Linked DNA regions of Homo sapiens: region 1 is linked to region 2. The links are chromatin loops, found by intact Hi-C in ENCODE. Cell type or tissue: natural killer cell. All regions are shown on one strand. Links, peaks and the distances in the headings refer to the core of each region. The heading gives the core; the rest is flanking DNA.

Region 1 (5,385 bases), core at 231-5,230, 63 kb before region 2:
TTCCCTAGTAGGTTCTTACAGTGATTGAAATATATCCTCTGCTTTTGCAGCCAGAAGGATAGCACCCTCTGTGGAAATCGTCTTTCTTCACAGTGTTTTATTCTTATCCATAAAAGTCAAGTTTACTTAAAAAGAATGTATGAGCCCCCTCTGTCCTACTGTAACACTTAAATTTAGGTATTAAGAACACTGAGAAAACAAACCTTTGAAAAGGTGGTTAGTGTGCTGTATTAGTTTCTTACAGCTGCCCTGTGGAACAGACAAATTACTACAGACTGTGTGTGCTTAAAACAACAAAAATGTATTGTCTTGTGGTTCTGGAAACTAAAAGTCCAGAATTGAGGTGGTGGCAGTGCTGTGCTTCCTCTGAAACATGCAGGAGAGCCCTTCCTTGCCTCTTCGTAGCTTATGGTGATTTGGGCAATCTTGGGCATTCCTTGGCTCGCGGCTGCCTTCATCATCATGTGTGTTCTCCCTGTGTCTCTGTCTTCACATGGTGGTCTTCTTTTTTTTTTTTTTTGAGATGGCTGGAGTGCAATGGCGTGGTCTTGGCTCACTGCAACCTCCGCCTCCTGGGTTCAAGTGATTCTTCCTCCTCCGCCTCCCGAGTAGCTGGGACTGCAGGAGTGTGCCACCACACCTGGCTAGAGATGGGGTTTCACTATGTTGGCCAGGCTGGTCTCGAACTCCTGACCTCATGATCCGCCCACCTTGGCCTTCCAAAGTGCTGGGATTACAGGTGTGAGGCACCGTGCCCGGTCCACATGGCGGTCTTCTTAGAAGGGTACCAGTCGTATGGGACTAGAGACCCACCCTACTTCAGAGTGAGCTCATCTTAAATAATTACATCTGCAATGACTACTTCTAAATCTAAAGAAGGTCACATTTTGAGATATTTGGAGTTAGGACTTCAACATGTCTTTTAGAGGACACAATTTGCCGTCATATTTGTGAGCATGTGTTAGGGTATAAGCTGAGCTGTTAGAGGAAAGCAGCCCCTTTTCCTGAAGACGATTTCCTGTCTTAAAAAACAGGACAGTAGGTTTTGGTGATTGCTTGCTACCATCCACAGAAAGGGAAACCCTTAGATTTCAGGAGGATGGGCGCTAGGTAACTTAAAAAGTTTATGACAATCTCAGTGCCTCTTTTTTATTTAGTTTTTAATGCAGTAATGAAGAAATTTGGATTTGGGTGGGGACATGTGCCCACGTATATTCTTAGGATTTAAAAGGCTATCCTGAAGTACTTTCTTTAAATTCACCTGTTGATGCTGAGATTTAAAGCAAACTTAAAAGAAAGACTTGTATGGAATAGGTGCTTGGTGACTTCTTGGGAAGAAGAAGCACGTTTGCTCCATGAAGTTCTTGATTACCCTTTGCTTCATAATTTGTGACCTCCTAGGCTTTCCCTCTGTCTGAAGACCTCCCCAGCTGTGGCCCAGTCCTGGCTCCTTGATAGGGAGACCTGCGACTCCTGCTTCAGTCATCGCCGTCTGTTGCTCTGGATCTCACACTGTCTGGGAAGTCTCCTTACGGTAGTGAGAATTCCTGTGGTGGCTTTGTTCTGTGACATGAGCATCCTGATGACCAGTGTTGCTTTTTTGGTTGCTGGTGCTTCATGTATTTACTTGGCTGACTTCTCAGTCTTTTTCTTGTCTTTACTTGCTATTTTTTTCCCCATGAAAAATTTTTTTGAGTAAAAGCTTTCTGCTTGAAAACTGGTCAACCCCTGTGTTATCAGTGAGTTAACTGATGTCAGGGCAGGCTTGTGCAAGCTCTCACGGTGGACGTGTGGCAGAGTTGTAACTTAAGGCTTTTGGATGCCCCCTTCTCACCTTCTCTTCTTTCTGCCATATCACCTTTTCTCTTTTCCTCAACATTTACTTCATTTTTCCTTTGAGAAATCCTTCATGGCTTATCTTTAAGGCATACTTTATGTAATCTCCTAAATTAATTTAGACCTGCTTTTCCAGGAAAAAAATTTCTTCCTTCACATGTGGCTGTAGAATGTCTGATACAGACCTTTAGTGTTTTGAAACCTTTATAGTGTCACTTAACTCCATTAAAAATTTTTTTCTAGTAAGTCTGCGTTGACGGTAGCTTATTTATGGCCCCCAAACAGCACTCTGAGGCTTCCATCTGAAGTGTGACTTTTCTTTGCTCAACTCTCATCCTTGTGGTTTCCTCTTTGCATCGTCGTGGGTATTCAGATTGCATAGTGGCTGTGTTTTTTCTGTCTGAAGAATTAGAGCTATGCTACTGTGACTCTCGACTTCCTGACTTCCAGGTCATTTATGAATAAAGTGCTGAACAGTTGGGTTTTTAAAGGGCTCTCTGAATATGCTCCTGGTACCATCGTGGTTTTTATTTATTCAGTTATTTAACATTAACCTTTTCTGTCTTTGAACTGTCTTAATTACTTTAGTTGTAATAGCCTTGATTTCTGCAGTTTATGCCATCTTGTTTAATTTTGCCATCTTGTACAAAACAGGCTTTGTTTTATTTTTTAATTTAAATTGTTTTTTTTGTCTCCATTTCTGAAAGGCTGAATTTGTTTTAAATACCAGCTAAGGAGACGACATTCTTCCTGTGTAGAAGGTCTCCTTTTTCTGCCCTGTTTTGTTCACTGGGAGAGTGCTGGGATCTAGTTGGTATGGAGTTTGCTTAGCCTAGGGAGTGTGCATGCTTCTCTCCTGTTCCATTGCCATCTCATTCAGCAGCTTTGGGAGATTCTCTCAGCTGCTGTATGCTTTTTCTCCACACTCTGTATTCCACCCCACCTCTGTCAGTAAAGTAGAGAAATAGCTTCTCTCACGGAACCCTGTGGAGTGTTTCGAGGACTTACTGAGGACTTACTGCTCAATATTTAGAAACTTGGTATGGATGGGTTTCTGCGGCAACACAGCAAAGCAGATTTCATTTAAACCTTTCTGTCCTCAAGTAGTTTCCAGGACCACCCTCTGCTAAATAAATATGTATTGTGTCAGCAGAGCTCACCTCTATTATGAATACATATTCACCTCCTAAATGCTCCTGTGAGGCTGCCGGGCATTTTCCCGAGGGGAGACGGTCGTAGCCAGGAAGCTGTGGGAGCGTCTCTGCTTTGGTGGTAGTTCTGTTAAAATCTTTCTAAGTGTTTAAAATGAATAGATATAATGGGAAAAATAACATTTTCTCTTTCTCTCTATTCCTCTGGGATGTGCCGTGGCATCACAGGCCTGTTATGGAATCCTCAAGGTACCAGAGGGCAGCTGGCTGTGCCGGACATGTGCCCTGGGGGTTCAGCCAAAATGTCTGCTGTGTCCGAAGAAGGGTGGAGCTATGAAGCCCACCCGTAGCGGAACCAAGTGGGTCCACGTTAGCTGTGCTCTGTGGATCCCTGAGGTACGTGTGGTTCTTTTTTTGTTGTTTTTACTTTTTTTTAAGACAGAGTTTAACTCTGTCGCCCAGGCTGGAGTGCAGTGAGCTGGATCATGGCTCACTGCAGCCTTGACCTGCTGGGCTCAAGTGATCCTCCCACCTCAGCCTTTTGAGTAGCTGAGATTATAGGCATGTGCTACCAGGCCCAGCTTATTTTTTATTTTTTGTAGTGAGGGGATCTCACTTTGTTGACCTGGCTGGTCTCAAACTCCTGGGATCAAGCAGTCCTCTTTCCTTGGCTTTCCAAAGTGTTGGGATTACAAGCGTGAGCCACTGTGCCTGGTCAAGCATGGTTTTTAATAGCACCTTAGCTCAGAAGGTCCTGGCTTTTAACTGGGATTTAGTGGGTGGGTGGAGAACCATGCATAAATAGGCAGCATTGCAGCTATGAGTAAAAAGATACCTTTTAGTTGCTACCTTTTTCCTTGAGGAAAAACTGAATCTTAAGCACACTCTCATCTTGTCATGGAATGTAGATTCATGGAAATGTTAGCTGGAAGCAGCAGTCACTTGGGACTGGAAGTTAGTGGTGGTCACCCAGCCATCACAGTGAGCCTTCCCATCGCGACTCTCACTCTCAGGAGCAGACCTGTAGCACTTAAACAGCTGTGGCCTGGGTGTGTCATTCCCCAAGGATCAGCTGTACATCCTGTGTGTGGCAAGCTGTACTTGAGTTGAGGCACCACCATGGTTAAAAAACCACCACTCTTAGGCATACTTTGGTGATTTTTATTTAAACTCTTATTGTGCCTCAACCTTTTTAATTTCAGGTCTGGTCTAATTTATTTCTAGTCTCAGACCTTGACTAATATAATTTGCATAGCTCAGTGTGAGAATATAATTTGCTATTCAAATTCCAGCATGTTTTGGGTGTGATTTTGGTACATTTTCCTCTTGGGGAATATTATTTGAGGATGATTTGGATTGAGGTTTCATGATTCGGGTCTTGGTAGCACTGAGTCTCGTGGTTTGGTATTGATGGGATACAATTCGGTGATCCAGGCTGAATGCAGAGATGATACCTTATTTATCTTTGTAATTTCCCATCTTGAATGTAGTCATGTTTCAGACTGAAGAAAATGGTTTTTTTTGGCGAGAGATTAAAAACAGGTTATATTTACTTACCCTGTTGTTGACAACCTATTTGAATCGATTTAAGATGGATTTTTAGTCTTCACCAATTTGTTATGAGCTAGAGATTATAGACGGCATTGTCCTGGTACATGACTCTTTGTCATCAGACGCTCCGGTGAGAAGTGAAAACTCAGTTATCTAAGTGTTTTTGACAGACAGGGATGTCTGTCAGATGGGGACTGGGCTGTGAGCTCAGTTGTCACTGGGGCTGTTCTGAGGCTTTTAAAGTAAGGGTTTGCTTTGAGTGGGTGCCCCTTGCCACTGTCTGGTAGGAGAGATGTAGGAAAGTAATGGATCTTTTAGTTTCTGACATTCATGTTCAGCCTTTGACGACCTGAGCCACCCTGTCTTGCTGTTTTCCGACCTTTAGGTGAGCATTGGCAGCCCAGAGAAGATGGAGCCCATCACCAAGGTGTCACACATTCCCAGCAGCCGGTGGGCGCTAGTGTGCAGCCTCTGCAATGAGAAGTTTGGGGCCTCTATACAGGTAATTAGCTTCCTAAGAATGGCTTCATTTTCCTTTCCTGCGTGGTGGGGAGCAGGATGAGGGAAGGCTCTGTGAACTGTCCAAGGGTTTGGAGAGGGGACTAGAATCCAGGAAGCAGGACGAGGTTCCCAAGGGGTGACTCCAGCCCCAGTACACACACCTTTAATAGGCTAACTGTATCCGGTGTAACTAGAACCCAAGCTTTCACAGTCACAGGGTAGTTCAGAAGTTCCCCTGAGCTGTGAGGCGGTTGCAGTTTGTCTCTCGCTACCCTTTCTGCCCAAAGTCTAGCATCGCAACTTCTTTCCATAGGCCAACACCTCCTAGCAGTCTTAGTGAGATGTT
Region 2 (5,385 bases), core at 123-5,122:
TGGACACTCTTTTAAGAGCTAGGGATACAGTGAGGAATAAAACAAACTTTATGGAGCTGATAGTCCCATAGGAAAGACAGACTGTTTTAAAACATGTAATGAAACAAGTATAAAACATAATTACTGACAGTGATGAATGCTAGGAGAAACAAAGATAGGCAATGGGACAGAATAAGTTCTTAGTGGCAAAGCCTTATTCATCTTGTGTTTCTAGCATTTAGCAGAATGCTTGGAGAAGAATGGTCACTCAGTTGTCATATAAATTAAACTGAGTTTTAAGGGATCTGCTTTTGTTTCTGGATCCATTTGTATACATCTGCAGACTGAAGTATTAGACATTTTAAATTGCAAGGTATAATTCTGAACTTGATAGAGTGAAAAGATGGACAGCCAAGATGCTAATAATACTGCTGAACACTTTTACAGGGATACTAAAATTCTGAATCAGAGCAGATTTGGGTATTTTCAGGTAAGTGTATGAATACGTTAAAGCAAGTATATAAAATATTAATGAGCTTCTATTATTGCAGTTAATATATATCATTTTAATAGTCTACATGTTATTTTTAACACAAAAATGACATTAAACCAAATTGATTTGTTACTTTTTTTTGTTCTGAAAACAATGGGAAAATCAAATGTAATGAAACCAATAAAGGAGTAGCACTGCCTTTCTCTTATACTTGACCCAAAATATCTGCCAAGTGGCAGAAGCTTTCTCTGAGTAGATTTACAGTTTCTAATCACCAAAGCATACTGACTGACGAAAAAGCTAAAAGACTTGAAGTCTTTACAGGACATCCTCAGCACAGGCAGTCCATCATTAAGGAAGAAACATAGTTAAAAATTACGGTACATTTTTTCAAGATGTTTTGAAGATTTCAGCCAATGCAACAGACACTTACTTTTTCATCTACCGTTTCAACACAGTGTAAAAACAAATCAAAGTTAGGCACTTTTGGTCCATTAGAGCAATGTGTCCTTGTATCATAGGCTTAGGTTCCTATACTATAAGTTGCTTCAAGGTATAGTATAGTTATACGTCTTGACTTAGTTCTGACTTGTCAAGACTTAAATGTCTTGACTTAGTTCTGAGACCCTGGCAAAGAGGCTGGTCAGTTCCTGTTTTGAGAAGCTGAGTGTACAACTCCAACCACTTCCCTTATTGGGCTGTCACATTCTGGGCCACTACATCTGCCGTAATCACTCTAGGGCCAGGAACCAGAAAAAACCAACCAACCAACCAACCAAACCAGAAACAGCCACTACGCCGTGGAGCCCACTGAACTTGTTCACATCAGCCAATCTAAAACTTGTTCACCATGGCGTCACCTGTTCCTTTCTGTAAAAACCACAATAAAATGTGTGCTCACAGTTGCCCCCTTCACCTTCTACCTCGTGACTGACCCCAGTGCTTCTCGAGTGGTCCTGTGTGGTGTGCTGTGTTTGTCCAGGGAACTGTGAGCATAACAAACTGTAAAACTCTTTCCATTTTCTCTCTCTTGATCTGCATCTGGCCTCACCATCTCACACAAAGTAATATAGTTAAAATATAATGGTACACAACATATTGATTTTAGTCAAGAAATAATATTAAGATCAACTACTGTTTCTTAATTATTATGTATTATTTAAGTGCCACATTGGTTTTAATGATCCTGATACTAATCCCCAGCAATAGTTCTGATAATTTATTTTATAGCCACAGTCCATTTCAATTTCCAGGATGCTGTAATTGACCACAGACATATGTAAACTCTGTATGGGACAATAATTATTGGAAGCCAAGTTCTCGATTACTGTGCTAAGTGAGGTGGGATACTTTTAAAGAATATATGTTTGGATCTAGTAAAGGTATACTAAGTTATTCAGATTAATCAATTCAGTAAAAACTCCACAACTCTGTAAAAGCATCAAACAGAGGAAAATATAGTGAAAATGTTCCAAGACAACTTCTGAATGAAAGCTTATAATGAGAAAAGCTAACAGAATCTTGGAGCACCAATACTTCCTCTTTCCTGGATGGCATTTACAATACTGCACACTTGGGATCTGACCCTGTTACCACTGAGAGAAAGGGGTGTGGTGGAGAGATCCTCTCCATCGTTGATCTGGCATCCCAAAAGAGCATCACTTCAAGGTTAAAGTGAACCATATCTGAAAGCATGCCACTTCTCTCAAAGTCACAGGACTACAGGGAAGCTACTTTGGTTATGAACAAAGCAGAAGAAAAAACGTATTCTTCTGTGGCCACAGACCACAGATACACCTCAAAATTAACAAAGCCCAGAAACCCCACCCTTAGTTGAAGTTCTCACACCCAGTAGTGCTCTCAGGCACCCAGAAGAGGCAAAGGCAAAGATTCTCTATGGAAGCTTTACAACAAAAATTTTCAATGGCAATTACTAATAAATAGATAGAGAAACCAGATAAGATGCTTAGGAACCAAAAGAAACAGATCTGTCTGATGACAGATATTGGAGTGGTCAGAAACAAACTTTGAAACTAAGGAATACAATAAAATGGTACAGGACATAAAACACAAAATGATCACTCTAAGAAAGGACCAAACTGAACTGATAGAGCAGGAAAACTCACTTCAAGAATTTCATAATACAATCAATCACAAGTATTAACAGTGCAATCAACCAACCTGAGGAAAGAATCTCAGAGTTTGAAGACTGGTTTCTCTGAAATAACTCAGATAAAAACAAAGAAAAAACAACAGAGAAGAATGAATAAAGCTTCTGAGAAATATAGGATTATGTAAAGAGACCAAATGTATGATCTAGGATCAAACCTCCACATACCAATATTAACCTTGAATGTAAATAGGCTAAATGCTCCAAATTAAACGGCATAGAGTGGCAAGTTGGATGAAGAAGCAAGACCCAACTGTATGTGATCTACAAGGAACCCATCTCACATGCAAACATACCCGTAGGCTCAAAATAAAGGAAAAGAGAAAAACCAAATGGAAAACAGAACAAAGCAGGGATTGCTATTCTAATTTCAGACAAAACAGTCTTTAAACCCATAATGATCAAAAAAGACAAAGAATAACATTACATAATGGTAAAAGGTTCAATTCAACAAGAAGACCTAACTATCCTAAATATATATGCATCTAGCACAGGAGCACCCAGGTTCATAAGGCAAATTCTTAGAGACCTACAAAGAGACTTAGATAAGCACACAATAATAGTGGGAGATTTCAACATGCCACTGACAGTATTAGGCAGATGATCAAATCAGAAAACTAGCAAAGATATTCAGGATCTGCACAGGACATTTGACTAAATTGGCCTAACAGATATTTATAGACCTCTCCACCCAAAACAAACAGAATATACATTCTTCTCATCTGCACATGGCACATACTCTAAAATTGACCACAATCAGCTGCAAAACAATCCTCAGCAAATTAAAAAAAAAAATCATACTAAACACACTCTTGGACCACAGTGCAATAAAAATAAAAATCAATACTAAGGAAATTGCTCATAATCATATGATTAATGGAAATTAAACAACCTGCCCCTGAATGACTTTTGGGGAAACTATAAAACTAAGGCAGAAACCAATAAATTATTTGAAACTAATGAGAACAAAGATACAACATACCAGAATCTTGGGGACACAGCTAAAGCAGTGTTAAGCAGAAGTTTATAGTGCTAAACGCCCTCAAAAAGTTAGAAAGACCTCAAATTAACAACTTAACATCACACCTAGAGGAACAAGGCAAACCAACCCCAGAGCTAGCAGAAGACAATAAATAACAAAAATCAGAGTTGAACTGAAGGAAATAGAGATGCAAAAAACCATACTAAAGATCAACAAATCCAGAAGTTGGTTTTTGAAAGAATAAGATTGATAGACCACCAGCTAGACTAATAAAGAAAAAGAAAAGATCCAAATAAATAATCATAATGACAAGGGGATATTACTATTAACCCCACAGAAATACAAAAAAAAAATAACCTCAGAGACTACTATGAACATCTCTATGCACACAAACCAGAAAACCTAGAAATGGATAAATTCTTAGAAACATACAACCTTCCAATATTGAACTAGGAAGAAATTCAATCCCTGAACAAACCAATAGTGAGTTCAGAAACTGAATCAATAATAAAAGTCTATCAACCAGAAAAATCCCAGGGTCAGAAGGATTCACAGCCAAATTCTACCAGATGTAAGAGAAGAGCTGATACCATTCCTACTGAGACTACTCCAAAAAATTGAGGAGAAGGGACTTCTCTTTAACTCATTCTATGAGGCCATAATCATCCTGATATCAAAATCTGACAAAGACACAAGAAAAAAAGAAAACTTCAGGCCAATATTCCTGATGATCATAGATGCAAAAGTCCTCAACAAATACTAGCAAATTGAATCCAGCAGCACATCAAAAAGACGATCCGCCACAATCAAGTAAGCTTTATTCCTGGGATGCAAGGTTGGTTCAACATACACAAATCAAGAAATGTGATTCACCACATAAACAGAACTAAAAACAAAAATCACATTATCATCTCAACAGATGCAGATCCTCTGTCATCTGGGCTGGAGTGTAGTGGCACAATATCGGCTAAGTGAAACCTTGGCCTCCCAGGTTCAAATGATTCTCATACATCAGCCTCCCCAATAGCTGGAATTACAGGCACACGCCACCACGCCCAGCTAATTTTTGTATTTTTAGTAGAGATGGGGTTTTGCCATGTTGGCCAGGCTGGTCTTGAAGTCCTAGCCTCAAGTGATCTGCCTGCCTCGGCCTCCTAAAGTGCTGGGCGTAAGCCACTGTGCCCAGCCTAGAAAAGGCTTTTAATAAAATTCAATATCCCCTCATGTTAAAAACCCTCAACAAACTAGGCATTGAATGAACATATCTCAAAATGATAAAAGCCATATATGATAGACCCACAGATAACATTGTAATGAATGGGCAAAAGCTGGAAGCATTCCCCCTGATAACTGGAACAAGACAAGGATGCCCACTCTCACTACCCCTATTCAACATAGTACTGGAATCCTAGGCAGAGCAATGAGGCAAAAGAAAGAAGTAAAAGGCATCCAAATAGGTAGAGAGGAAGTCAAACTATCTCTGTTTATGGATGATATAATTCTAGACCTAGAAAACCAATTAGTCTCTGCCCACAAGCTCTTAGATCTGATAACTTCAGCAGTTTCAGGATACAAAATTAATGTACCAAAATCCATTGCATTTCTATACATCAGTGACATCTAAGCAGAGACCCAAATCAAGAACACAATCCCATTCACAAAAGCCACAAAAAGAATAAAATACAAATATAGCTAACCAGGGAGGGGAAAGATCTCTACAATGAGAGTAACAGAACACTGCTCAAAGAAATTGGGGATGAT

The links. Peaks named below come from ENCODE experiments on the same cell type or tissue, not always from the same donor. Only the 100,000 strongest peaks of a DNase experiment are listed, where the experiment ranks them.
Region 1: a loop joins it to region 2, with 6 times the contacts of the local background. A loop is called at or near these places in 1 of 110 quality-filtered maps.

Annotation. Positions count from the first base shown.
Region 1 is chr4:128,852,415-128,857,799 of GRCh38, forward strand. JADE1 (jade family PHD finger 1) reads left to right here. Exons shown (of 11, transcript NM_199320.4): 7 at 3,216-3,383; 8 at 4,924-5,040. Among named protein-coding and RNA genes, the nearest start is that of JADE1, 45 kb to the left of the region's middle. In natural killer cell, for the core only: no CTCF peak of the experiment used is centred there; a DNase peak (open chromatin) is centred at 2,177; H3K27ac peaks cover 2,532 bases.
Region 2 is chr4:128,915,772-128,921,156 of GRCh38, forward strand. The region is part of intron 18 of SCLT1 (sodium channel and clathrin linker 1); the gene reads right to left. Among named protein-coding and RNA genes, the nearest start is that of JADE1, 110 kb to the left of the region's middle. RefSeq lists an enhancer at 1,401-1,450. In natural killer cell, for the core only: no CTCF peak of the experiment used is centred there; DNase peaks (open chromatin) are centred at 1,270 and 2,260; H3K27ac peaks cover 3,715 bases.